2 separate regions of the Homo sapiens genome follow, and region 1 is linked to region 2. The links are chromatin loops, found by intact Hi-C in ENCODE. Cell type or tissue: PC-3. All regions are shown on one strand. Each heading gives the region's core, and the rest is flanking DNA. Links, peaks and the distances in the headings are about the cores only.

Region 1 (16,283 bases), core at 8,284-16,283, 59 kb before region 2:
TACTGTTTTCTGTCTGCTTTCAGAAAGAATCAGAATGAGCAGATTTGAGGTGCAAGGGAAAGGATGAAGAGGCAGAGCTATATGACAGGCAATACCTATCAGTATTGTGATGGTTCATACCATTTCCTTCCTGGGTTAGTTACTCTACTAACAAGTGTGGGTAACTTTGTCCAGGCATTTGGGCACTGTATTGTGATTTTATTATTTATCAGTTTTTCCCATTAAACCATGTAGTTAAGGCAAGGGAGTATGGTTTTTTGTTTGTTTGTTTTTGTTTTTTTTTTGATACGGAGTCTCGCTCTGCCACCCAGGCTGGAGTGCAATGGTGCGATCTCGGCTCACTGCAACCTCCGCCTCCCAGGTTAAAGCAATTCTCCTGCCTCAGCCTCCAGAGTAGCTGGGATTACAGGCATCCACCACCATGCCTGGCTAATTTTTGTGTTTTTAGTAGAGATGGGGTTTCACCATGTTGGTCAGGTTGGCCTTGAACTACTGACCTCATGATCCACCTGCCTGGGCCTCCCAAAGTGCTGGGATTACAGGCGTGAGCCACCATGCCCAGCCTGTTCTTTTTTTTTCCCTTTGGCAAGGGAGTGTGTTCTTTTTTTTTTGAGACGGAGTCTCGCTCTGTCGCCCAGGCCGGACTGCGGACTGCAGTAGCGCAATCTCGGCTCACTGCAAGCTCCGCTTCCCGGGTTCACGCCATTCTCCTGTCTCAGCCTCCCGAGTAGCTGGGACTACAGGCGCCCGCCACCGTGCCCGGCTAATTTTTTGTATTTTTAGTAGAGACGGGGTTTCACCTTGTTAGCCAGGATGGTCTCGATCTCCTGACCTCATGATCCACCCGCCTCGGCCTCCCAAAGTGCTGGGATTACAGGCGTGAGCCACCGCGCCCGGCCTGTGTTCTTTGTTTCTGCTTTCATAAGGGTCTGTCTATGCTAGTAATAAAGTAGATGCTATACTTATTATTAGAAGTCTTTCTGTTGATAACAGGGAGCTCTGGCATGATTGATTATATGTCTGGGACCCGGGTGTGTTACATTACCCATATTAGTTATACATGAATTCATTCCCAGGCTTATTCTACAAATTGGGAGTTGGAAAATGTGTACACCATCAGTAGTAAGACCACATGTGAGGACTCTAGTGTTATTAAATACTGACACATGGTCTTGTATTTTTGCATCTTTATAGGTTAGCTTTTGCCAGTAGTAATAACTAACATTTGATGAAAATATTCTGTGTGGACTATTCATTTTTTACCCCATTTAATTTTCTTTGTTTTTATTTTTAGTTTTTGAGACGGAGTTTCGCTCTTGTTGCCCAGGCTGGAGTGCAATGCCACGATCTCGGTTCATTGCAACCTCTGCCTCCCAGGTTCAAGTGATTCTCCTGCCTCAGCCTCTCCCGAGTAGCTGGCATCACAGGCATGCGCCACCACAGCCAGCTAATTTTGTATTTTTAGTAGAGACGGGATTTCACCATGTTGGCCAGGCTGGTCTCGAATTTCTGACCTCAGGTGATCCACCCGCCTTGGTCTCCCGAAGTGCTGGGATTACAGGCGTGAGCCACCATGCCTGGCCTACCCTGTTTAATTTTCACAATTCTGTTGTGACTCTGCGGGTGGTGTTGACCTCATTGTATAGATAATGAAAATGGGTTTTAAATATCTTCTGTTACAAAAGGCATTTGCATCTCATGAATGGAATTTGTGTGTAAATTTAGTGTATGTGGTGGGACGTATTTCTTTTCTTAGAATCTATAATAGTAACATGATGATGATGATGTATTACGTGAAATTTATGTTTGTGTTTTAGGCAGATGTAAAGTGGCACATCTGGTTTGAAAACCTAAAACAATTGTATTTTAAAATATTGCATATATATCTGAGATTGGTAACTGTTAGAGAATAAAACAAAAAAAAAACACTGCATAGTACTATATAAAAATACACTATAACATAGCAAAGCAATGCATTCATCAGCTGGCTTCACAAACAAAATGTAACTAAAGTCTCTTGCATGTACCCTCCTTGATCACTTGCTCCTCTCTTTCACCAGAGATAAGTGGTATCCTGAATTTGGGATTCATTAGCCCAATGTATTTCTGTTATTTTTATTTTTGTTTTTTTTGAGATGGAGTCTCACTCGGTCGTCCAGGCTGGAGTGCAGTGGTGCGATCTCAGCTCACTGCAACCTCCGCCTCCCGGGCTCAAGTGATTCTCATGAATCAGCGCCCGAGTAGCTGGGACTACAAGTGTGCACCACCATGTCTGACTAATTTTTGTAGTTTTAGTAGAGATGGGGGTTTCACCATGTTGGCTAGGCTGGTCTTAAACTCCTAACCTCATGTGATCCTCCTGCCTTGGCCCTCCAAAGTGTTGGGATTATAGGTGTGAGCCACCACACCTGGCCAGCCCAGTGTATTTCTATATTTACTATATATGTATAGCTGAGTTTTCTAGGTGTCTTTTTATTTCAGCTGAAGAAGAAATTGGAATTATTAAATCTCAATTTTGACATGTGTATATTTTTTCAGCCTGTAAGATATTTTCTGAACTTAGCTCCAACATTGTATTTCTGGAGAGTTATTAAGTCTCATTATGACTGAGATACAGGAATGTGAGGTTTGAAAGAGCTAATCTTAGTATTAATACCCAATATTTTGAGCTGTTAAGATTTTAATCTTATAAAGGGCAGGAATAAGACTGTTTAAAATTATTTTGCTCAGTGAAGTAAAATTCTAATGTGAGATTTTATTAAATAGGGTCTGCTTTACTATATTTAGGCGTAAGCATAGAAGCAGCAAGTGACATTGAAATCCATGGTGTAAATCTCCGCAGTAAGTACAGTTCAACGACTGAGAACATTGTGATGATGGTGACCTTTAAGCATCTGAATTCTGATGATACTTATTTATCTATAAATGAGAATGACAATACTTAGATTATTAGGATAATGGGGAGGACTAGGGGAGGACTAGAGTATATAAAGTGCCCGGAATCATCCTGGGTGCTGTCTTAGTGTATCAGATATATTTCAAACCTTAGTATTTGTGGCCTTTGAATTTAAACAGTTGCTGTTATTAGCTTCAATTGTTAGAGATAGTGTCAATGAGTGGAATATGTCAGCTAGAAGCTACTCCTTTTAGATTTTCCACATTCTGAAAGGTAGGACTATGTTTCCTTTTTGATAGTTGCATCTTCACTCTCCTATAGGGAGCCAGTGGGACTCCAAACCAATAGCATAGACAACAGTCATTAAGAAAGAAGGCTTAGGCTGGGCGCGGTGGCTCATGCCTGTAATCCCAGCACTTTGGGAGGCCGGGGTGGGCGGATCACGAGGTCAGGAGTTTGAGACCAGCCTGGCCAATATGGTGAAACCCTGTCTTTACTAAAAAAATACAAAAATTAGCCGGGCGTGGTGGCACACGCCTGTAGTCCCAGCTACTCCGGAGGCTGAGGCAGTAGAATTGCTGGAACCTGGGAGGCAGAGGTTGCAGTGAGCTGAGATCGTGTCATTGCACTCCAGCCTGGGTGACACAGCGAGACTCCGTCTCAAAAAAAAAAGAAAGAAGGCTTTGGAAGGCTTTGTGCTTGAACCCAGCCCTATCTGTGAAGTGTAATATTATTTAAATCTGCTACATTGTCATTTTTGTTTAATAGGATATTTTTCCATTTGAAACAAATGTAGTAAATGTTCATAATGAAAAATTTGGGGCCGGGCATGATTGCTCACACCTATAATCCCAGCACTTGGGGAGGCCGAGGTGGGTGGATCGCTTGAGCCCAGGAGTTCAAGACTAGCCTGGACAACATGGTGAAATCCCCATCTCTACTAAAAATACAAAAATTAGCTGGGCGTGGTGGTGCACACCTGTAATTTTAGATACTCGGGAGGCTGAGGCAGGAGAATCTCTTGAACCTGGGAGGCGGAAGTTGCAGTGAGCCAAGATCATGCCACTGTACTCCAGACTGGGTGACAGAGCAAGACCCTGTCTCCAAAAGATAAAATAAAAATTTTTTTAAAAAAGGAAAATTTGGAAGTTTTAAAAGCTATGAAAGCTGGGCATGGTAGCTCATGCCTGTGCTTCTAGCATTTTGGGAGGCTGAGATGAGAGGATTGCTTGAGCCCAGGAGTTTGACACCAGCCTACACAACATAGTGACACCCCATCTCTACAAAAAAATAAAAAATATGCTTGGTGTGGTGGCATATGCCTGTGGTCCTAGCTATAATACTTGGGAGGCTGAGGTGGGAGGATCAGTTGAGCCCAAGAAATCCAGGCTCTGGTGAGCACCACTGCACTCTAGCCTGGGTGACAGAGCAAGACTCTGTTTCAAAAACAAATAAAAGCTATGAAGAGACAAACCCTAATTTCACTATTCAGAAAGAACCTTTTCTTTTTTTAATTCAGCATTTTTTCCTAGGCTTATTTAATTTTCTTTTTGTTGCTTTAATTAAAGCAACAAAATGCTCCTCCAGAGCATTCCAAGCTATAGATGGACAAGCAGTATCTGAATTAACAGGGAGGATTTTTTTAGAATGGTGTTTAGAAAATGATAAATTTTTATTTGAATGTTAAGGAAAATGTTTGAATCTCTCAGTTTTTAAACCTCATTTCAAGGACAAATATCACTTTGGCTATGTTTATTGAGTTTTGAATAAAAATATCTAACAATATGTTTACTTTGATACGGAGAACATTATTTATATTAATGATATTGATCTTTCTATTGCCTTCATTTTTGAAAAATATTTTTCCTCACATAAAATTCTGTGTTGACAAGTATTTTTCTTTCTTTTTTTGATTATTAAAAAAATTTTTTTTTTGAGACAGTGTCTCACTGTTTCCCAGGCTGGAGTGCAGTAGTATGATCATGGCTTACTACAGCCTTGACCTCCTAGGCTCAGGTGATCCTCCCACCTCAGCCTCCCAAGTAGCTTGGACTACAGGCACACATGACCACACCTGGCAACGTTTTCTGTTTCTTGTAGAGATGGGTTTTGCCATGTTGGCTAGGCTAGTCTCAAACTTCTCGGCTCAAGCTATCCTCCAGCCAAAAGTGCTGGGATTACAGGTGTGAGCCACCATGCCCAGCCACACTCTTTTAAAGTAGTGCAAATGTCATTGTTTTCTGACTCGTATTGCTTCTCACAAGGTCTGCTGTAATTCTTACCTGTTTACTTAAGTATATGTAATTTTTTGTTTTCTTCTTCTTGCTGCCTTCATGCTGTTTGATTTTGATGTTTCCAGGCTTGTGTGTTTGTTGGTTTGTTTTATATTTACCTTGCTTAGGATTTCTCTAAACTTCTTGGATCTGTGGTTTGGAATTTTTTTTTTTTTTTTTCTGGAAAATTCTAGGTCATTATCTCAAGTATTTCTTTTTTTTAGTCTCTTTTTTCTTCTGTGAATCCAGTTATACATATATTATACCATTTGATACTTTCCCACATTAGTGGAACCTCTTTTTTTTTTTTCTTCCCTATGTTGTAGTTTGAGTAATTTCTGTTGATACATCTTAATGTATCTTTAAGTTCGTTGATTTTTTTTTTTTTTTTTGAGGCAGAATCTCACTCTGTTGCCCAGGCTGGAGTGTAGTGGCATGATCTTGACTCACTGCAATCTCCATCTCCTGGGTTCAAGTGATTCTTGTGACTCAGCCTCCTGAGTAGCTGGGATTACAGGCGCGCACCAGCATGCCTGGCTAGTTTTTGTATTTTTAGTAGAAATGGGGTTTTGCCATGTTGGCCAGCCTGGTCTTGAACTCCTGATCTCAGGTGATCCACCCACCTTGACCTCCCAAATCCCAAAGTGCTGGGATTATAGGTATGAGCCACCGTGCCTGGCCCAAGTTCGTTGATTCTTTCATCAATTGGGCCCAGTCTGCTGACATTGTATTTTTTATTTCTAGCATTTGCATTTAGCTTTTGAAATTATTTTCCATCTAAAAATAATTTTTCTTCCTGAAATTACCCATCTATTCATGTATGTTGTCTCCTTTTTCACTGTCCTTTAACATACTAATCATTATTACAGAGAAATCACTGTCTTCATTTTTCTAGCTTCTGTATCATCCCTGAATCTGGTTGTATTTATTGCTTTTTTCTCTTCACTAAAGGTGGTTTTTTCTATATGTGTGTCTCCTAAGTTTTGATTAAGCGTTGAACATTGTATAGAAGAACAGTAGAGACTGAGATAAGTAGCATTTATGTTTGGAAATGGGCACGCCACTTCTTCCTTCAGGCCTTTACCGTGAGATATTGGGTGCTTAGTTAAGCTAGCTAGCTCACGCCTGTAATCCCAGCATTTTGGGAGGCTGAGGCAGGTGGATCACTTGAGGTCAGGAGTTCAAGACCACCCTGGCCAACATGGCAAAACCCCATCTCAACTAAAAAAACACAAAAAAATTAGCTGAGTGTGGTGGTGGGCACCTTTAATCCCAACCACTCGGGAGACTGAGGCAGGAGAATTGCTTGAACCCCGGGGGCAGAGGTTGCAGTGAGCCAAGATTGCCCCACTGCACCCTAGCCTGGGCGACAGAGCGAGACTTTGTCTCAAAAAAAAAAAAAAAAAAAAAAAAAAGAGATGGGGTCTCCTGTGTTGCCCAGTCTGGTCTTCAACTCTTGGGCTCATGTGATCCTCCCGCCTTGTCCTCCCAAAGTGCTGGAATCACAGCCACTGCACTTGGCTCTAGCTTGGGTTTTTATTGTTGTTGTCATTACCTTTGGTGTACCACAGGCTTTAGAGTCTTAAAATGGTAGCTAATTTACCCACAGTGTAGAATACCGTTGCTTGGTACTAGGTGCTAGGATTGTGCTAGGGGCTATTATCCTGATCCACCCTCATCTCAGCCTTATGCGGACCTGGTGTATCTGGCCTCATAGATGTGGCTTTGTCAGTGTTACCTCCCCTCTTCCATGTAGCAGCCAGTTTGTCTTATATTTGTGGTAGTTCTCGGGTTGGAATTTCTCACCCCTTGCCCTTGCCAATGGTAGCAAACTTCTGCTTGATGGATCAGTGTGGGATCCTAGGCCCAAAATGGTTTCCATATTCTTCCTCACTGGAATTGGGGTGGGGGGTTGTTACTTCTTCATCCTGGCAACGGTAGATTTTGGAAATGTCCTGGGGGAGAAAAGGGTTTGCTGCTTTCTCTACAGGGACCTCTGCTTCATAGCAGAAAAGGACCTGTGGAATCTCTTCAGGCTTTGTGCCTGTTCCTAGCTGTGGAGGATCTACCTCTTGCACTCCTGTTCCATCAGATGGGACTCTCTCCAGTTTCTGTCATGAAGCCAGTCTTTCTTATGAGCAACTGTGAGAGATGTGTAAAGGTCTTGCTCATGTGGAGATTTGTAGTGAAGAACTTGCAAGTGAATGTCGTACTTACCAAGTGCATTGTGTCTGGGCATTCACTTCGGAAACTGATATGCCAGTCCACACTTAACTTTGAGGAATTTATTAAACTTTTAGCAGTTTTTTTTTTTTTGAGATAGAGTTTCGCTCTTGTTGCCCAGGCTGGAGTGCAGTGGTGCAATCTAGGCTTACCGCAACCTCTGCCTCCCAGGTTCAAGTGATTCTCTTGCCTCAGTCTCTGGAGTAGCTGGGATTACAGGCACCCGCCACCACGCCTGGCTAATTTTTTTGTATTTTTAGTAGAGATGGGGTTTCACCATGTTGGCCAGGCTGGTCTTGAACGCCTGACTTTGTGATCCACCCGCCTCGGCCTCCCAAAATTGTGGGATTACAGGCATGAGCTACCCCGCCCGGCCAGATTTTTTGTATTACAACCGACCATCTCTTTCTCTCATGGTCTGTCCTTTGGAATTCAGTTCATTTTGTTTTCTTGCAAGTTCAGCTCCCTAATGGGCTAAAGAAAAGTTACGTTTTATATTATGTGGCCTTTTCTCCTTTTAAAGTGAGTGTGATATTCTCTGCAGCTTTCTTTTTCCTAAGCAGAAACAGAAATCTAATAGTAATCTTTCAGATTAATCTGTGTCAAATTTCACTGCAAGAAACATTCAAAGTTGTAATCATTCCAAGAAGGATTACAAAAATACTTGAAATACCAGGTGAAAAAACTAGATTTAGGAAATCAAGGCATTGAGAAAATATTAATAAGAATAGAGATTAAAAAATAACTCGAGCTAGGTAGAGCCATGAGCATTATACAGAAATGAAGGCCAAAGAACCTGGATAATTGCTGGATGTGGGTTGGAGTTATGAATCTGAGCTTCATAATGACCAAAGCAAAGTTATATAATTGACAATGTTGAAACTTTTTTTTTTGTTTTTGAGATGGAGTTTTGCTCTTGTCACCCAGGCTGGAGTGCGTGGCACGGTCTTGGCTCACTGCAACCTCCACCTCCCAGGTTCCAGCGATTCTGCTGCCTCAGCCTCCTGTGTAGCTGGGATTACAGGCACCCGCCACTACACCTGGCTAATTCTTGTATTATTTTTTAGAGACGGGGTTTCACCATGTTTGCCAGGCTGGTCTCAAACTCCTGATCTCAGGTGATCTGCCTGCCTCGGCCTCCCAAACTGCTGGGATTATAGGAGTGAGCCACCACACCCAGCCGAAACTTTTTTTTTTTTTTTGAGACGGAGTCTTGCTCTGTCGCCCAGGCTGGAGTGCAGTGGCTCGATCTTGGCTCACTGCAAGCTCCACCTCCCAGGTTCACACCATTCTCCTGCCTCAGCCTCCCGAGTAGCTGGGACTACAGGCGCCCGCCACCACGCCCGGCTAATTTTTTGTATTTTTTTTATTAGAGATGGGGTTTCACCGTGTTAGCCAGGATGGTCTCGATCTCCTGACCTCGTGATCTGCCTGCCTCAGCTTCCCAAAGTGCTGGGATTACAGGCATGAGCCACCGTGCCCTGCCCACTGAAACTTTTAATTTATTTCCATGAGTGGATTTTAACTAGGAAGAAATATTTTTTGCTTTACTGGCAGATCTAGTGGAGTGAATTGTGCAATTTATAAGACATCTATCTTTAACATAGATACTGTTTTTCTTGTGTTACATTTTAAAGTGTATTGTCTGTACTTTTCTCATATTTTGTGCTGGGGGAGCTGAGATAATTTCTTGAATATTAGTGCCTTGTAGTACAATGTAAGATGCTAGTTATAAGATAGTTGTTGTTTGAATCCCAGAGTCCTCAAAACAATCTTTTATTGCTAGGAAGCCAGAATGGCCTTATGCACAGGTAGGGTTAAGGAATGCATTCATTTGTTCCTTTATTCAACAAACATTAATTGCATGTCTGCTGCGTACCAGGTATTGCATTAAGAGCTGAGGATATAGCAATGAATAAAAACAAGTCATTTTTTCACAAAATTTATATTGTATTCAGATAGAAAGGTAGTACCCAGACATAATTGTCAGATGGTGATAAGTGCTGTGTAGAAAAAATAATGCAGGCCAGATGCGGTGGCCCATGCCTGTAATCCCAACACTTTGGGAGGCTGAGGCAGGTGGATTGCTTGAGCTCAGTATAATTTTGAGTCCTGAAAAAAAATTTAAAGGAGGCCAGGCATGGTAGATCACGCCTGTAATCCCAGCACTTTGGGGAGGATTGGTGCAGCCCATGGCTTTGAGAACAGCTTGAGCAACATAGTGAGACCCCATATTTACAGAAAATATAAAATTAGCCGGGTGTGAGGAGCTTGCCTGTAGTCCCAGCTACTGGGTGGGGTAGGGCGCTGAAGTGGGAGGATTGCTTGAGCCTGAGAGGTCGAAGCTGTGGCGAGCCATCATTTTGCCACTGCACTCTGGCCTGGCAACAAAGTGAGACCTTTTCTCAACAACAACAACAAAAACACCAACAATAAAAATTATAGAAATAAAAAAATACAGTATAATAACTCTTTATACAACATTTACATTGTATAAATAATCTAGAGATGATTTGAAGTATGCAGGGAGGATATGCATAGGTTTTATGCAAATACTAGATCATTTATATCAGGGAATTGAGCATCTTTGGATTTTAGTATCCACAGGACTCCTGGAACCAATCTCCTGTGGATACAGAGGGACAACTGTACTTCATCAATTGACCTAGATCCATCTCTATTAATGTGTTCTCTGATACTTGATGCCTTTATTTCCCTTATCTTTTTTATAATTGTTAGTTTTTTTTTTTAAAGGGTCTGATTCTGTGGTAGCCCAGGTTGGAGGAATGCAGTGGCATGGTCATAGATCACTGTAACCTGAAACTCCTGGGATCAAGGGATCCTCCCATGCCATTCTCGGGAGTAGCTGTGACTACAGGCAGGTGCTACCCTGCCTAGCTGTTTACTTTTTGTAGAGATGGCGGCTTGCTGTGTTGCCCAGGCTGATCTTGAACTACTGGCCTCAAGCAACCTACCTCGGCCTCCCAAAGTAATGGGAATGTTTCCCTCGACTTGACATGTTTGTTTAAGTCTCTTAAGCTTAAGAATCAATACTTTATATAAATTCAATGTAGTATTGTGGTTAAGAGTATGGACTCTGGCCTCAGAATACATAGGTTCAAATCTTAGTCTTGGGTAAGTTTTTGCCTTTTCTGTGCCAGCTTTTTTTTTTTTTTTAATTTTAATTTTTATATACATTCTTGAGACAGGGTCTCAATCTGTCACCCAGGTTGGAGTGTAGTGGCATGATTATGGCTCGCTGTAGCCTCGACTTCCTGGGCTCAAGCAATCCTCCTGCCTTAGCCTCCTGTGTAGCTGGGACTACAGGTATGTGCCACCACCACGCCTGCCTAATTTTTGTAATTGTTGTAGAGACACGGTTTTGCCATGTTGCCCAGGCTGGTCTCAAACTCCTGGACTCAAGTGATCCTCCCTCCTTGGCCTCCCAAAGTGCTGGGATTATAGGCGTGAGGCACTGTGCCTGTTCTGTGCCTGTTTTTTCATCCTGAAATAGGAATAAGTAATAGAACATTCCTCCTAAGTTTGTTGTAAATGAATTAATGTGCATAGAACAGGGTCTGTCATACTTAGTGCCTAATAAGAGTGTGTGTGTGTGTGTGTGTGTGTGTGTGTGTGTATATATATATAAAAAAATTATATATATTTATTTATATATATTTATTTATTTTCGATACAGAGTCTTGCTCTATTGCCCAGGCTGGAGTGCAATGGCACAATCTCGGCTCACTGCAGCCTCTGCCTCCCAGGCTCAAGCGATTCTCCTGTCTTAGCCTCCCAAGTAGCTGGGATTACAGGCACCCGCCACCATGCCTGGCTAATTTTTATATTTTTATTAGAGACAGGGTTTCACCGTGTTGGCCAGGCTGGTCTCGAACTCCTGACCTCAGGTGATCTGCCTGCCTTGGTCTCCCAAAGTGCTGAGATTATAGGCGTGAGCCACTGCTCCTGGCCTATTGCCTAATAATATTAGCTATTATTATTGTATGGAATATATAACCCTGGAACTTCTCTTTTAGGGGCTGTTGTCATTAAGAAAGTGAGGGTACTGTTTCAAATGTTTAAATAGAGTTTAAACATTGTTTCTGAGACTTCCCTATTTTCGTTTCCCAGTAACTTTATCAGAAGTTGAATATCATTTAGAATTCTCTCATCTTTTTAAAAGCTTTTCTTTATATCTCATATGCTGCATACGTAGAACCCAGATTTGGTCTTTTTTACACACTAACATTGTACTGGATACAAAGTTATTGAGAAATCAGCAGCTTTAAGTGGGTATGTAATTAAAATAAATTTCTTCCCTTCAAATTTATACCATTGTGGTAGCTGATACTGCCTGTTTACATTTTTTGGTAATGTGAGGGCTGAGTCACTTTTGATGAGGAATTGTGGAACTTATTTCTAAACCTGGATGTGTTGAAACAGTTAATTGAACTGGAGGTGATTTTAGATCTCCTTGGTATTAAAGAGGGATAATCAGCACTGTGGTAACAGAAAATTATGATGGAAATATTAATTCCCCTTTTTGATTAATAATTGAGTAAATTTTTCCTTAGTATTTGCTTTCACAAAAATGAAGTTCTTTAACTTGACTGGTTTAAAATGGTTATTCTCAATCTTCTTGAAAAAATTGTATTATTTAACTGTTTAGGTATGTACTTTGTTGGCTGACCAAAATAAATGCCATTTTTATGCTTCCTTTAAGAAGGATTGCACAGAAAAATTAAAAAACCAGCACATTGGGATACCAAACACTACTAGGTGGGATAGTTTGAGATTTCAAAATTCTGAAGAATTCTCATTTCCTCTACCTTATAGTCCCATGAAGGCTTCTGACTATTCCCAGAAGTCAGTCTGGCCGTCTTCTTGTTTATGTGTCAGTGAGTTATCCTCTTATAGAAGCAAAATAAAGCCTACCCTTTAGATTTCCATAATAAAGTATCAGCTTTGCTGGCTCTTCAAGGTGTTTGAAGCCAGTAGTGCCCATGTAAGAAGCAATCTCACATCTTTACTGCTTTACTGTTGGACAGTGGTTTGAATGTGTGCCAGATGAAGGACATTTCTTGAAAGCTTTGTACTACACCTTGAATTTTTTTTTTTTCTTTGAGACCGAGTCTCGCTCTTGTCACCCAGGCTGGAGTGCAGTAGTGCAACCTTGGCTTACTGCCTCCGCCTCCTGGGTTCAAGCACTTCTGCCTCTGCCTCCCAAGTAGCTCGGATTACAGGCGCCCACGACCACAGCTGGCTAATTTTTGTATTTTTAGTAGAGATGGGGTTTCATCATGTTGGCTAGGCTGGTCTGGAACTCCTGACCTCAGGTGATCCACCTGCCTCGGCCTCCCAAAGTGCTGGGATTACAGGCGTGAGCCACCATGCCTGGCCTACACCTTGAATTTGAGGAAGAGATACGTAATGTTTAAGATATTTGAAGAATATCTTAAACACAGTATCATGTGTTTCCAACTCCTAAATTGATCCCTAGATAGACCATCAGAAGGCTGTGTGTACCATAGCAATTCTGTCTCTTAGAAATGCCTTCCATCTAAAGCCTGCTCTTTGTCAACACTGGAATTACAGCACTGGATAAGGTTTGTGTATTTTTTATAGGACCTATGTGGCAGAATTTTACTTAATCATAATCTAGGAAGGAACTCTGCAGATAAGTTTGTTTTCTGTGGTTTAAAAAGTTATCCACTACAATTTGTCTTTTCCTGCCACTCACTTCCCTTTTTATTTTAACCTTAATGCCAGTAAATTTTAAGACAAGTTTTTGGCCCAAATGCTCTGATCTATTAATACTTTTTTTTTCTTTCTTTTTTTTTTTTTTTGAGACAGTCTTGCTGTGTTGCCCAGGCTGGAATGCAGTGGTGCAATCTTGGCCCACTGTAACCTTTGCCTCCCAGGTTCAAGCGATATCTCGTGCCTCAGCCTCCTGTGTAGCTGGGACTACAGGTGCGTGTCACCAAAGCCAGCTAATTTTTTGTATTTTTAGTAGAGACAGGGTTTTGCCGTGTTGGACAGGCTGGTATTGAACTCCTGGTCTCAAGTGATCTGCTCATCTCGGCCTCCCACAGTGCTTGGATTACAGGCTTGAGCCACCGCATCTGGCCTCTGAACTTTAGATATTGAAGGCATCGCATCTTTCTTTTTTTGATGAACTGTTTTTCCCACAGTGTTATGTCTTGTATTATTTAAGCCTACCACTGTCTCAGAGTCATTGTGGACTAGGGCAGATTAAGAAAATTGGAGATCCTTTTGTGACTAGACAGATGTCTTACAACTTTTAAATATTTTGATAATTTACCATTAAGAAAGAACGGCAATGATAATGGAAGACACAAGAGGAAAAGCCTGGCCATCAAGCTGTATAGCAGTTTTCCAGAGGCTTTTACTTTTTATTGGGATTGGATTATATTAACCTTACATTCATGTTCCAACCGTGTAATTTTGCCCTAATACATTATTTTAACTTTTCTCTAGCTTCTGTAGACATCATGATTCCTGTCTTGCTTGAATCCGAATCTGTATAGCTTGAAACAGCATTATTACTAGTATAAGTGCAATTACACATCATCCATATGTGTAATACAAACTGGCAGACTAAGACCCCAGCCGATATGTTAAATGCATTGGAAAGGAGTTTTTCACACATTTAAATTGTGTTATTTTCTTACATGAAAGTGCTCGATATTATTGGTTTGGGCTATAATAATTGAATCACAGTTGAACTTGAATTCACCCAAACTGAAAAACATCTCGTTTGACCTGTTCTGTATCAGTGTGCTAACTGCTGAAGGTATTAAAACACTAGGTGTGTGAAAGCATATTAAATAAGGATATGTTTATTTAAAAAGCATCCGGTTTAAATTTGCAACTAATTTTCCAATTTATGACATGCAAAAAAAGTAATTCTCCTTTTCTGTCACCTTGTAATTTATAAAAATCAACAGAAAAATAAGTTACATGGTTTGAATTAGTCATTTAGTTTTTTGGTTTTCCAGTATATGGGAGGATAGAAATTATTTGACTTCTTGCTTCTGTTTACATGATTTTGCTCTGAGTAATTACAGTTTATTCTTTTCGTATAAAGGAGTTTTCATATCTTGAAAATTGTCCATCTGAGGGTAAGCATGGTATGAATGTAATGCAGTAGAAATACTACATTGAGAGCTCATCTAAACTCTTTCAAATTCAAATGTGTCATTGTTTTAAGCAGAATTCTCTCTAATCCTAATGTTTATTGTTTACATATGCATGAATTCATTCCAGAGGGGGAATTAGAGGATGGTGGCTATAGGCTTTGTTGGGACTGGAGCTCATGTGACCTGGGTTCAGTCTTGGCTGTGACTCTCACCAGGTGTGCGAACCTGGGAAAACCACCTAACCTCTTTGTTGCTTAGCTTCCTAATCTGTAAAATGGGCTTAATAATAAGCCCATTACCTCATAAGGTAACCTACCTTACAGGCTGTTTTGAATCTTCAAGGTTGGAAGGCAGTGAAATGTGTATAATGGCCAGTGTATACACACGTGTTGTAGTTAAGATACATTGTAAAGGAACCTGAAGGTTTCCTCTCCCATTTTTGTAGATTGATGGATTAGTTTTTTTTTTTTTTTTGAGACGGAGTCTTGCCCTGTCACCCAGGCTGGAGTGCAATGGCATGATCTTGGCTCACTGCAACCTCCGCCTCCCAGGTTCAAGTGATTCTCCTGCCTTAGCCTCCCGAGTAGCTGGGACTACAGGTGTGCACCACCACGCCTGGCTGATTTTTGTATTTTTAGTAGAGACGGGGTTTCAGCATGTTGGCCAGGCTGGTCTTGAACTCCTGACCTCATGTGATCTGCCCGCCTTGGCCTCCCAAAGTGCTGGGATTATAGGCGTGAGCCACTGTGCCCGGCTAGGTGGTATTTTTGATAATTTAGGTCATATATTAGGTTCAATACTCAGTTCGCATATTTCTTAAAATTTAATTTGCACTCATAAATTGAGGAAATGAAATATACATGTATTTATTTTAAACTTTTGAAATTACACTACAAACTCTGCTTTTTGAGTAATTTTGTGTTTGAAATAATATAGGAAGTATTTACATTTATTATAACATATGGAAGCTCTCCTTTAATAATAATTGTGATACCATTTGTTGAATGTCTACTAATGTCTACTAGGTGCCAGGGTTGTTAAGAATACCATTTTAGACTGGGTGTGGTGGCTCACACCTGTAATCACAGCACTTTGGGAGACTCAGGAATTTGAGACCAGCCTAGGCAACATGGTGAGACACTGTCTGTATAAAATATTAAAAATTAGCTGGGCATGGTGGCTCACTCCTGTAGTCCCACCTACTTGGAGGCTGAGGTGGGAGGACTGCTTGAGCCCAGGAAGTTGAGGCTGTAGAGAGTCAGGATCATGCCACTGCATTCCAGCCTGGGTGACAGAGTGAGACCTTGTCTCAAAAACACCCCAAAAACCATTTTACAGGTTAGGAAACTAAACTTGTTGGTCTGACTTAAGTTTATGCTGCATATTCCTTAGGAAGCTAGTAAAAAGTAAAAAAGAAGGTAAAGTTCATACTCGTGCTCTTATACTGAGATGCGTATTAAGTAATGTGAGTTGAGATTCATATTCGGTGCCATAGTCTTTTTTCTTAACCCCATCAATCAATTGGGATATGCATATTTATAACTGGTATCTTGGATCTATTAGGACATATTTACTGAAGACTATATGTATTTGTATAATAGTATGTTAGATTTTTTTTTTTTTTTTTTTGAGATGGAGTCTCACTCACTCTGTTGTCCAGGCTGTAGTGATCTCGGCTCGCTGCAGCCTCTGCCTCCTGGGTTCAAGTGATTCTCCTGCCTTCTGCTCAAG
Region 2 (9,217 bases), core at 1,218-9,217:
AATTAATAGTTAAGAAGAATGTAGTTATATCTACACCATGAAGTACTACTTAAACATTTAGAACAAGAATGAAGTAGGTATGTTTATTGACTTGGAAAGATCTCTAATGTTTTGATAAGTGGAGAGGAAAACATGTCATTGAATATTTATTATTGTGTTGTTGCTATTATTTTTACACATTTGTAAGTGTATAGAAAGGTTTGTAATAATGTGCTTCAGAGTATTAATCATTTTGCCATAGGGAGTGGAGTGGGATTTGAAGGGTAAAGAGGGCACTACTTTTTCTTTTTTTTAACAAAAATCATGTTTATACATTATTGTAGCAATTAGAGAAAGTAAGCATCAAACTTTTTTTTTCCACAGTCTTAGTTGCCACTGCCTGATATGCAAATTGGTAATAATTCTATCCTGATTCAATCACTAGATGCAAATGGTTTTCCACAGTGGCCTTAAAATTTTCCTAGATTATTGAAAAATAATATTGTATTAGCAGTAATAAGTTGTGGCTTGCCGTTTTCCTTTGTGGTCTTAAATTTATTTTTCCAAAATTTTAATATAGGACAGTTAGCTGAGTTCAAGTCTTGCATTACTTTGAAAGATCATCTTTGACTGAATTCTATAATGATTTATAAGATAACCATGATTGAGTATATTTCATTTCTCTATTCTTCCTGTGCTCACCTTTTACGTAAAACAACAAAAAAAATCTCATTCTTACCCATGATTAGCTCATCCTCTTTTCTTTCGACAAACCTCACAGTCAGTGTCATCAAATATTTGTGAAATCCAGATGCTGCTGCTGCTTTCCTACCCCCTCCTCTCCCCCGGTAAAAATTCCTACGAGTTAGACTCAGTCTTTTTTCTGTTTGGCCTTTCTTTCTAAATAGAGAACAGCCTTTCCTGTTGTGACAGCCTAAAATGTGTTTGAAGTTACTTTTCTGTGTTTTCCTAAGTACAAAATAACTGAAAGATCCTCTGGCCTCTTGGAGCTTGCTTTTCCAGGGGACTAAACATTGGAGATGTTGCAGAGCTTTTAAGAATATTGAGATAAACTTAATTTAGAAAACATATATTGAATGAGAGCTATATGCAAGGTTTTGTGCCTGGTAATGTGAGAAAGCAGTGGTGGACACTATGATCCTTGTCTTTAAGAGTGCTCATTTTACCAGGCAAGATGGTGATACGTTGTTTTAAGTACATGTGGGAATGTGAGGAAGAGACATTAATGATTATGTAAATGAGAACAAAAATATGTAAATAAGTAGTAACATTTACTGGTATAGTTTTTCTGGGTTCTCATTAAGCAAAAGTACTTGGAGGAGTGAAGCATGGTTAAACAGAGAAAGATGGTATCTAGATGAACTCTAAGAAGCCATAAAATGTAGGTGGGCAGCAAGTTTGGACTGCATCTTACAAGATATTGGAATGAGTGTACATACATCAGTTAAAGCCTTTGAGGTGGAGGATAAGGTTACAGCTACATAGTGTAATGAGCCATGAAATAGATAACAAAAATTGACCAAACCTAGGCAGAGGAGTTAACTGGTGAAAAACTCAACAGAACAGTTTATACAGGTTGAGCATCTCTAATCAAAACATTCAAAATCTGATATGTTCTAAAACCTGAAACTTTTTGTGTACCAGCATTATTCTCAAAGGAAATGCTCAATGGAGCAGTTCAGATTTTGGATTTTCAGATTGGGGGTGCTGAACTGGTAACTGTTTGCAGGTGTTCCAAAATCTGAAATCTGAAACATTTCTGGTTCCAAATTTTTCAGATAGGGATACTCAATCTGTAGAACATTTTCTTTATTACTATAAGTAACACTTACTGTGTAACAGTTACTTTTCTAAGCATTTTATGTGTATTAACTCAATCCTTATGACAACTGTATGAGGTAGGTATAATTACATTCCCCATTGTTAGTTGGCAAATAGACACAGAGGTGACGTATCCTGCCCAAAGTTATCCAGGTAGTGTGTGGTAGAGGTTGGATTTGAACTTTGGTGGATCTTTTAACATTTATTGAGTGACTACAGTGTCCCAGACACTGTGCTAAATGCTTTACATTCATGATATTATTTAATACTTATGACAACCTTTATTTACAACAAAGGAAAATGGGACTTGGAGACATGTAATTTGAATACAGGTCTGTTTTGAATCTACAAGTTCATGTGAAGTATTCTGTTTTTTTTTTTTTTTTTTTTTTTTTAAAGACAGAGTTTCACTCTGTCGCCCAGACTGGAGTGCAGGTGCAGTGGTACGATCTCGGCTCACTGCAACCTCCACCTCCTAGGTTCAAGCGATACTCATGCCTCAGCCTCCCGAGTAGCTGGGATTACAGGTGCCTTATGCCCGGCTAATTTTTTGTATTTTTAGTAGAGACAGGGTTTCACCATGTTGGCCAGGCTGGTCTTGAACTCCTGACCTCAGGTGATACACCCACCTCGGCCTCCCAAAGTGCTGGGATTATAGGCATGAGCCACTGTGCCCGGACCCTTCTTTTTGTTAAGATCACAAATAAGGTCAAAAGCAATACTCAATTTTTGGGGGATTAGGGCCCTTTTGAAAATCTGATGAAAGGTATGAATCTACTTTGCAGAACAGTAAACATACAAACATAGGGGTTTTCTTTTTTTATTTTATTTTTTGTTTATTTATTTATTTTTTTTGAGATGGAGTCTCGCTCTGTCACTCAGGCTGGAGTGCAGTGGCGTGAGCCACTGTGCCTGGCCTCTTTTTTTATTTTTTAACTGCAGTTTTAAGAGAGTTCAATAACTCTCACTGATAAGATTCCTTATTCTAGTCTAGACAGATTTTCCCCTTGCAGTGGTGCTGTGTTGCACTTTGAACCTGATTCCTAGGATTTGGAAATAGCTCAACTTCGACTTTACGGTGTATTAAATGGAGAGGTATCTTATTAAGATTTTATTTACCCTTCTATTTTGAAGTATTTTTCTTAAAAAGCATTTATACATGTGGTACTCAGTTGTATTCTGGTTATTAAAAATTTTATGTCTTTTTCTACCCATCATGGTATCTGCTTGCTGATTAATAACATTTATGAAAGTTAGGATTCCTTGTTGTTAATATTTAATGTGAATTTGCTCATTAAATGTTAAATCAGATACCTTGTTAAAATATTATTTAATAAAAGCCAGACGTGGTGGCTCATGCCTGTAATCCTAGCACTTTAGGAGGCTATGGTGGGCAGATCACCTGAGGTTGGGAGTTCGAGACCAGCCTGGCCAACACGGTGAAAACCCGTCTCTACTAAAAATACAAAAATTAGCCAGGCATGGTGGTGGGCACCTGTAATCCCAGCTGTTCGGGAGGCTGAGGCAGGAGAATCCCTTAAACCCCAGAAGCAGAGGTTGCAGTTAGCCAAGATCATGCCATTGCAATCCACCCTAGGTGATAAGAATGAAACTCCGTCTCAAAAAAAAAAAAAAAAAAGAAAAGAAAAAAATTACTTAATATGTATTTACCTGATTACTTTTCTTCAAAAGAAGGATTAACCTTAAAGATACAAGGGTATGTTATTTTGTTAAATGCCAGTTATAAATGTCTTTTGAATTTCTGGGATAAGAAAACAGTAGAAATAATAATAAAGTTCTTTAATGTTTGAAAACTGAAAATGTGTTTCTTTGAACTGTGGGATATTCCCTTCACAGCAATTTTACAAAGTATATGTACTGTTTTTAAAAATAAAACAACTGATATGGACCACGTTTAACTAAAATGAGTCATAGGAAATTAGATTTTAATAACTAGTTGTGTGGTAAATGGAGTTTTAATTATTTTAAGGAAAAGGAAAGAAAGACCATTAGTATCTCCAGGCATGGATTTATTATTGCCATGAAGTTGTTGTCATGAATAGAACGATCAGTTTTTACTGTAAACTTTGATAGACACTGGAGCATTTAACTTCAACTTTATACAGTTCCCTTTTTATCTTTTAAAAGCACATCTGGCTGTCGGGAATTCTGTAGGCAAGAAATTGTGAAGGATTAGAAACTGTTCTTTGTGCATTTAAACTGTCATTCTGTGGTTGCTTAATTGCCATATAGAATGCAGAATACTAGATTAGAAAGGTGTTTAGTTTCTTTAGCTGTTACAGATCCCAAAGAACTTTTGACTCTGTTAATTTCTTATGGCTATAACATTTCTATGTTAATTTTTTACATATCTAATGTAAAATCAATGGTATATTGTTATTCTTTGTTCAATAAGCATTTGTTTAGTAACTTTATTTTTTTTAATGTTTTTATATTTTTTACTTTTTTTTTTTTTCCTCCAGGAGTGGACTGAGTCTGATGAGGCTGCAGGGCCTGGCCCCTCATCCCTCCCCCTCCCGCCATAACTCTTTAAAAAATTCAGAAAAATCAATTAGGATGAGGTGTCAAGTATTTAGTTATTTGTTATTATTAATTTTCTTTTGAGACAGAGTCTCGCTCTGTTGCCCAGTGGTATGATCATGGCTCACTGCAGCCTTGACCTCCTGGGCTCAGTTGGCCCTCTCCCACTTCAGCCTCTTGAGTAGCCACAACCTCTGGCTAATTTTTGTATTTTTATTAGAGACAGGGTTTTGCCATGTTTCCTAGGCTGGTCAAGTATTTATTTTAAACTTGCTTAAAGGATTAGACTTTGCAAACCACAGCTTTAGGTTTATTGTAACACTCTCACCCCCATTTGTATAAATGAAAATCAAGCAGGAATCATTTCACCCCAAAACTGTCTTACACTTACTGGCTTAATATTAGGATTTTAAACCAACAGTTTAAATATTTGTAAATAATTAAACACACTTTTTATATACTAGGCATTATGATAAATATTATCTTAATGTGTTGAATAAATCAGCATGATAAGTCCTTACTTTTCACTTTTACAGAAGAGGAAACTAAACTTAAGTAATTTGCTTATATAGTTTCTGTATAGTAGAGCCAGAATTCAAACTTAGGTCTCTGACACCAAAACCCATTCTCATTTTTTTCTTTTTTTCTTCCCCCCGCCGCCCCACCACTGTTTTTTTTTTAAGATAGAGTTTCAGTCTGTCTCCCAGGCTGGAGTGCAGTAGCATGATCATAGCTTGCTGCAACTTCTGGGCTTAATCCTTCTCTCCCAGCCTCCCTAGAGCTAGGACTACAAGTGCACACCACCATGCTAAATTTTTTTTTTTTTTTTTTTGGTAGAAACAACCCCATGCTCTTTTATTGATGCTGTTTAGCCTACTTGGATGCCTTGAATCTGTTTACCTTCTGTTTATGTTCCTTCTTTCAAGTTTGTGTTTGGAAAGTGATAATTCGTGACTCAGCCTCAGAATGGAGGCATATATCACACATCTTACATGATTTGGATCTGTGTCAGAGGAACTTAATATTGTGGTTTTGATAATATAATTGAATTTATGCTTATAGTTGAATACTAAAATCTGAGATTTATTAATACCTTGGAATTAAAATAGAATTCACTTACCTTGGATCAGTTAAATAACTAGTTGATTAGCAACTGACTGAAGATCAACAGGAAAATAGTAAGGCATTAGTTTTAAAAAATTAAGTTGTAAGTTGGTAAATGACTAATTCCATTGCAGTCACTGAATGTATATCAGTAATCTCCAGACTCGCATACAACCTTGTCTTGGTGGAAAGCTCTGACTATGGATTTTGAACATAAGAAAGAGAATGTGAGTGTCTGTTAAAAGCCATCACTCCTCAGATGATGTTAAAAGTCTTCACTCCACATCTTCTGAGGAGTTGTCAAGTGTTCCTGCTTCTGACCACAAGGACAGCAATTGGCCTGTAATATATGTATTCCTTGAAAAAGTAAGGAGTTAATTTGTTATGCTTGTGTAGACTGTTACTAATTTTGTGTAGTTTTACTAAATGATTGGATTTAGTAGAATAGACAAACCTTACCACTCTTTTTTTTTATTCAAGACAGTCATTCCTAACTGATCAAGGTTTTGCTGTTGAACTGGGAAAGGACCTTGGAATCATAATATAGTGCTACACGATTCTATTAGCAGTGAAAGAAATAAAAATGTTTTTACTATCTTGGCTTCCTCCCTTTACGCTGTAAAGCAGCCCTGGCTACCTGATGTCTTCATGAGTTGATATTCTAAATAATTTTACCCTCAAATAGCCATATAATAGTAAGATTTGGTTGAATTAGTAACAGAGAAAATATTTATAGTTAAACATCTGAGTGGCCACTTGTCTGCAAGTACTGTCATAAGTACTCATTAAATCCTATTCCTGTCCACAAGGATTGCAAGGGCGCAAACAGATGATAAGAATCAGTGATCACTCACTGATTGTGTCCTTGCAGTCTCTGGGTGGCTGCAGGGCACAAAGGATAGCATGAACCTCGCCATTGGCTGCAGGGCACAAAGGATAGCATGAACCTCGCCATCCTCAACTACATCATTGGCTTAAGCAGGATTTTATAAGACAGTCTGGATACCTCACTGCCAAGTTCCAAATAGCAGATTTTGCTCACTATAAAATTAATGTGTCTGCTAGAAAAATGGAAACACAGAGAAAAGTATGACAGGAGGCTGGGCATGGTGGCTCATGCCTGTAATCCCAGCACTTTGGGAGGCTGAGGCAGGTGAATCACTTGAGGTCAGGTCAGGAGTTGCAGACCAGCCTGGCCAAGGTGGCAAAACCCCATCTGTGATAAAAATACCAAAAAAAAAAAAAAAAATTAGCTGGGTGTGATGGCATGCGCCTGTAATCCCAGCTACTTGGGAGGCCGAGGCAGGAGAATTGCTTGAACCCGGGAGGCGGAGGTTGCAGTGAGCCAAGATTGCACCACTGCACTCCAGTCTGGGCAACAGAGTGAGACTGCGTCCCCCCCCCCAACACCCCCCCCCCCAAAATGAAAAGTATGACAGGAAAAACATCCGTGATGTTGTTAACAAAAGACTCACACCACCCATTTTAACGTGATCCTTCAAGTTGTTTTGCTGTGCACTTAAAAAAAAAAGTTATTAGTGCACCACCGATTTCTGTCCTGCTTTCTTTACTTAAAATTATACCATAAGCAACTTCTCATTTTTAAAACACATTTTTCTAAATATATATTTTAAGAATGTATTTACTTGTTCTCTAATGAGTTAGTATTTTTTACTCTTACAGTGTTCAAACAACTGTCACATAGTTTCTTGGCATCCATAAATTTTCTATTTTTTTTAACGCTCTCTCAGCAGAATCAATATTCTTTTCAAAATACTGCCTCTAACTTTTGATCTGAACCCTTGTTGTTCTCAAAGTGTAAGTCAGGTGCCACCAAACCCTTCCAGATTCTTCTCAGACCTGGTTACTTTTGATTTTTCAGCAGTACTTTAAATACATCTCCTATTAGCCGGGCGTCGTAGCATGTGCCTGTAGTCCCAGCTATTCAGGAGGCTGAGGTGAGAGGATTGATTGAGCTTGGGAGGTGGAGGCGCCACTGAGTTGTGATTGTGCCACTGCATTCTAGCTTGGGTGACAAAGTGAGACCCAGCCTCAAAAAAATTAAAAAAATAAATATATATTCTATGGTATTTATCACATAATTCATTTATGATGACAGAGTAGGTGAAATTAGGAATCATATCAAACTGGTTTGGATTGCTGTGTGGTATCCTGCCTATCCTTTATATTCTGTCCCAGCATCAGCAGACCCATTATTTAAAATATATATATATTGGCTGGGCACCGTGGCTCACGCCTGTAATCCTAGCACTTTGGGAGGCCAAGGTGGGCAGATCATCTGAGGTCAGGAGTTCAAGACCAGCCTGGCTAACATGGTAAAACCCTGTTTCTACTAAAAATAGAAAAAATTAGCCAGGCGTGGTGGCACGCACCTGTAATCCCAGCTACTTGGGAGGCTGAGGCAGGAGAATCGCTTGAACCCGGGAGGCAGTGGTTGCAGTGAGCCAAGATTGCACCGTTGCACTCCAGCTTGGGCAACGAGTAAAACTCCATCTCAAAAAAATAGGTATATCTATATCTGTATCTATATCTATATCTGTGGATATATCTACTGCTTACGTCTTCTCCGTGGTGCTAGATCCATATCAATCCTGAGACTACTGACATTGGTTTGATTGTTCCTTAGTCACCTTTTGCCTATATTTTGAAATTCTGAGATTCTGACTTTGATTTAATTTTAGTTTAGGATATTACTGATTTATTCTCTGATGATCTTGTTTATTTTCTTTTAGAATTATAAGCAGAGGCTAGGAGTAGTGGCTCATGCCTGTAATCCCAGTACTTTGGGAGGCTGAGGTGGGAGGATTGCTTGAGCCCAGGAGTTTGAAGCCAGCCTGGGCAACATAGTGAGGCCCTGTCTCACCAAAAAATAAAACAAATTAGCCCAGTGTAGTGGCACACACATGTAGTTTTAACTACTTGGGAGGCTGAAACGAGAGGATTGCTTGAGCCCTGGAGTTTGAGGTTGCAGTGGGCTATGATCGCACTACTATGCTTCAGCCTGAGTGACAGAGCAAGACCCTGCCTCAGAAACAAACAAACAAAAAGCAAGCAGAGAGACTGGGTGCGGTGGCTCACGCCTGTAATCTCAGCACTTTGGGAGTCCAAGGTGGATGGATCACTTGAGGTCAGGTATTTGAGACCAGCCTGGCCAACATGGTGAAATCTTGTCCTATTAAAAATACAAAAATTAGCCAGGCATGGTGGCATGTGCCTGTAGTCCCAGCTACTTGGGAGGCTAAGGCAGGAGAATTGCTTGAAACCAGGAGGTGAAGGTTACAGTGAGCCGAGATCGCGCCACTGTACTGCAGCCTGGGTGACAGAGTGAGACTCTGTCTCAAAAAAGAAAAAAAAAAAAAAAAACAAGCAGAGAAATAAACCATATTGATTACATAATGAGAGTGAGCACAACCTTGAGTATGTAACAATTGACATTGACAAAATTGATCCAGAAATAAATTTTAGCTTTGCCTTTTGCCATCTTCCTCTCATAAGTTTCAGACTTTTTCATCTGAAATTTGCTAGTTTTGATAATTAGCTTAGATGCTATGTGGAATGTTGGTAATGAACCTACCTCTAGATTTACTTGCTTGGCCCTGACTGCTCTCCTGAGCTTAGATTCATGTATTCAACACACTACTTATTATTTCCATTTGAATCTCTGATAGGCATCTAAAACTACTTGTGGTTATCCCTTTCCCTTTGTCTATTCTGCCTCTAATCCTGTCTC

The links. Peaks named below come from ENCODE experiments on the same cell type or tissue, not always from the same donor. Only the 100,000 strongest peaks of a DNase experiment are listed, where the experiment ranks them.
Region 1: a loop joins it to region 2, with 3 times the contacts of the local background. A loop is called at or near these places in 2 of 110 quality-filtered maps.

What each region holds. Positions count from the first base shown.
Region 1 is chr1:21,120,518-21,136,800 of GRCh38, reverse strand. All of the region lies in intron 2 of EIF4G3 (eukaryotic translation initiation factor 4 gamma 3), which reads left to right. Among named protein-coding and RNA genes, the nearest start is that of EIF4G3, 48 kb to the left of the region's middle. RefSeq lists a silencer at 7,238-7,438. In PC-3, for the core only: no CTCF peak of the experiment used is centred there; no DNase peak of the experiment used is centred there.
Region 2 is chr1:21,061,375-21,070,591 of GRCh38, reverse strand. All of the region lies in intron 3 of EIF4G3 (eukaryotic translation initiation factor 4 gamma 3), which reads left to right. Among named protein-coding and RNA genes, the nearest start is that of MIR1256, 78 kb to the right of the region's middle. RefSeq lists a silencer at 2,424-2,594. In PC-3, for the core only: no CTCF peak of the experiment used is centred there; no DNase peak of the experiment used is centred there; H3K27ac peaks cover 721 bases.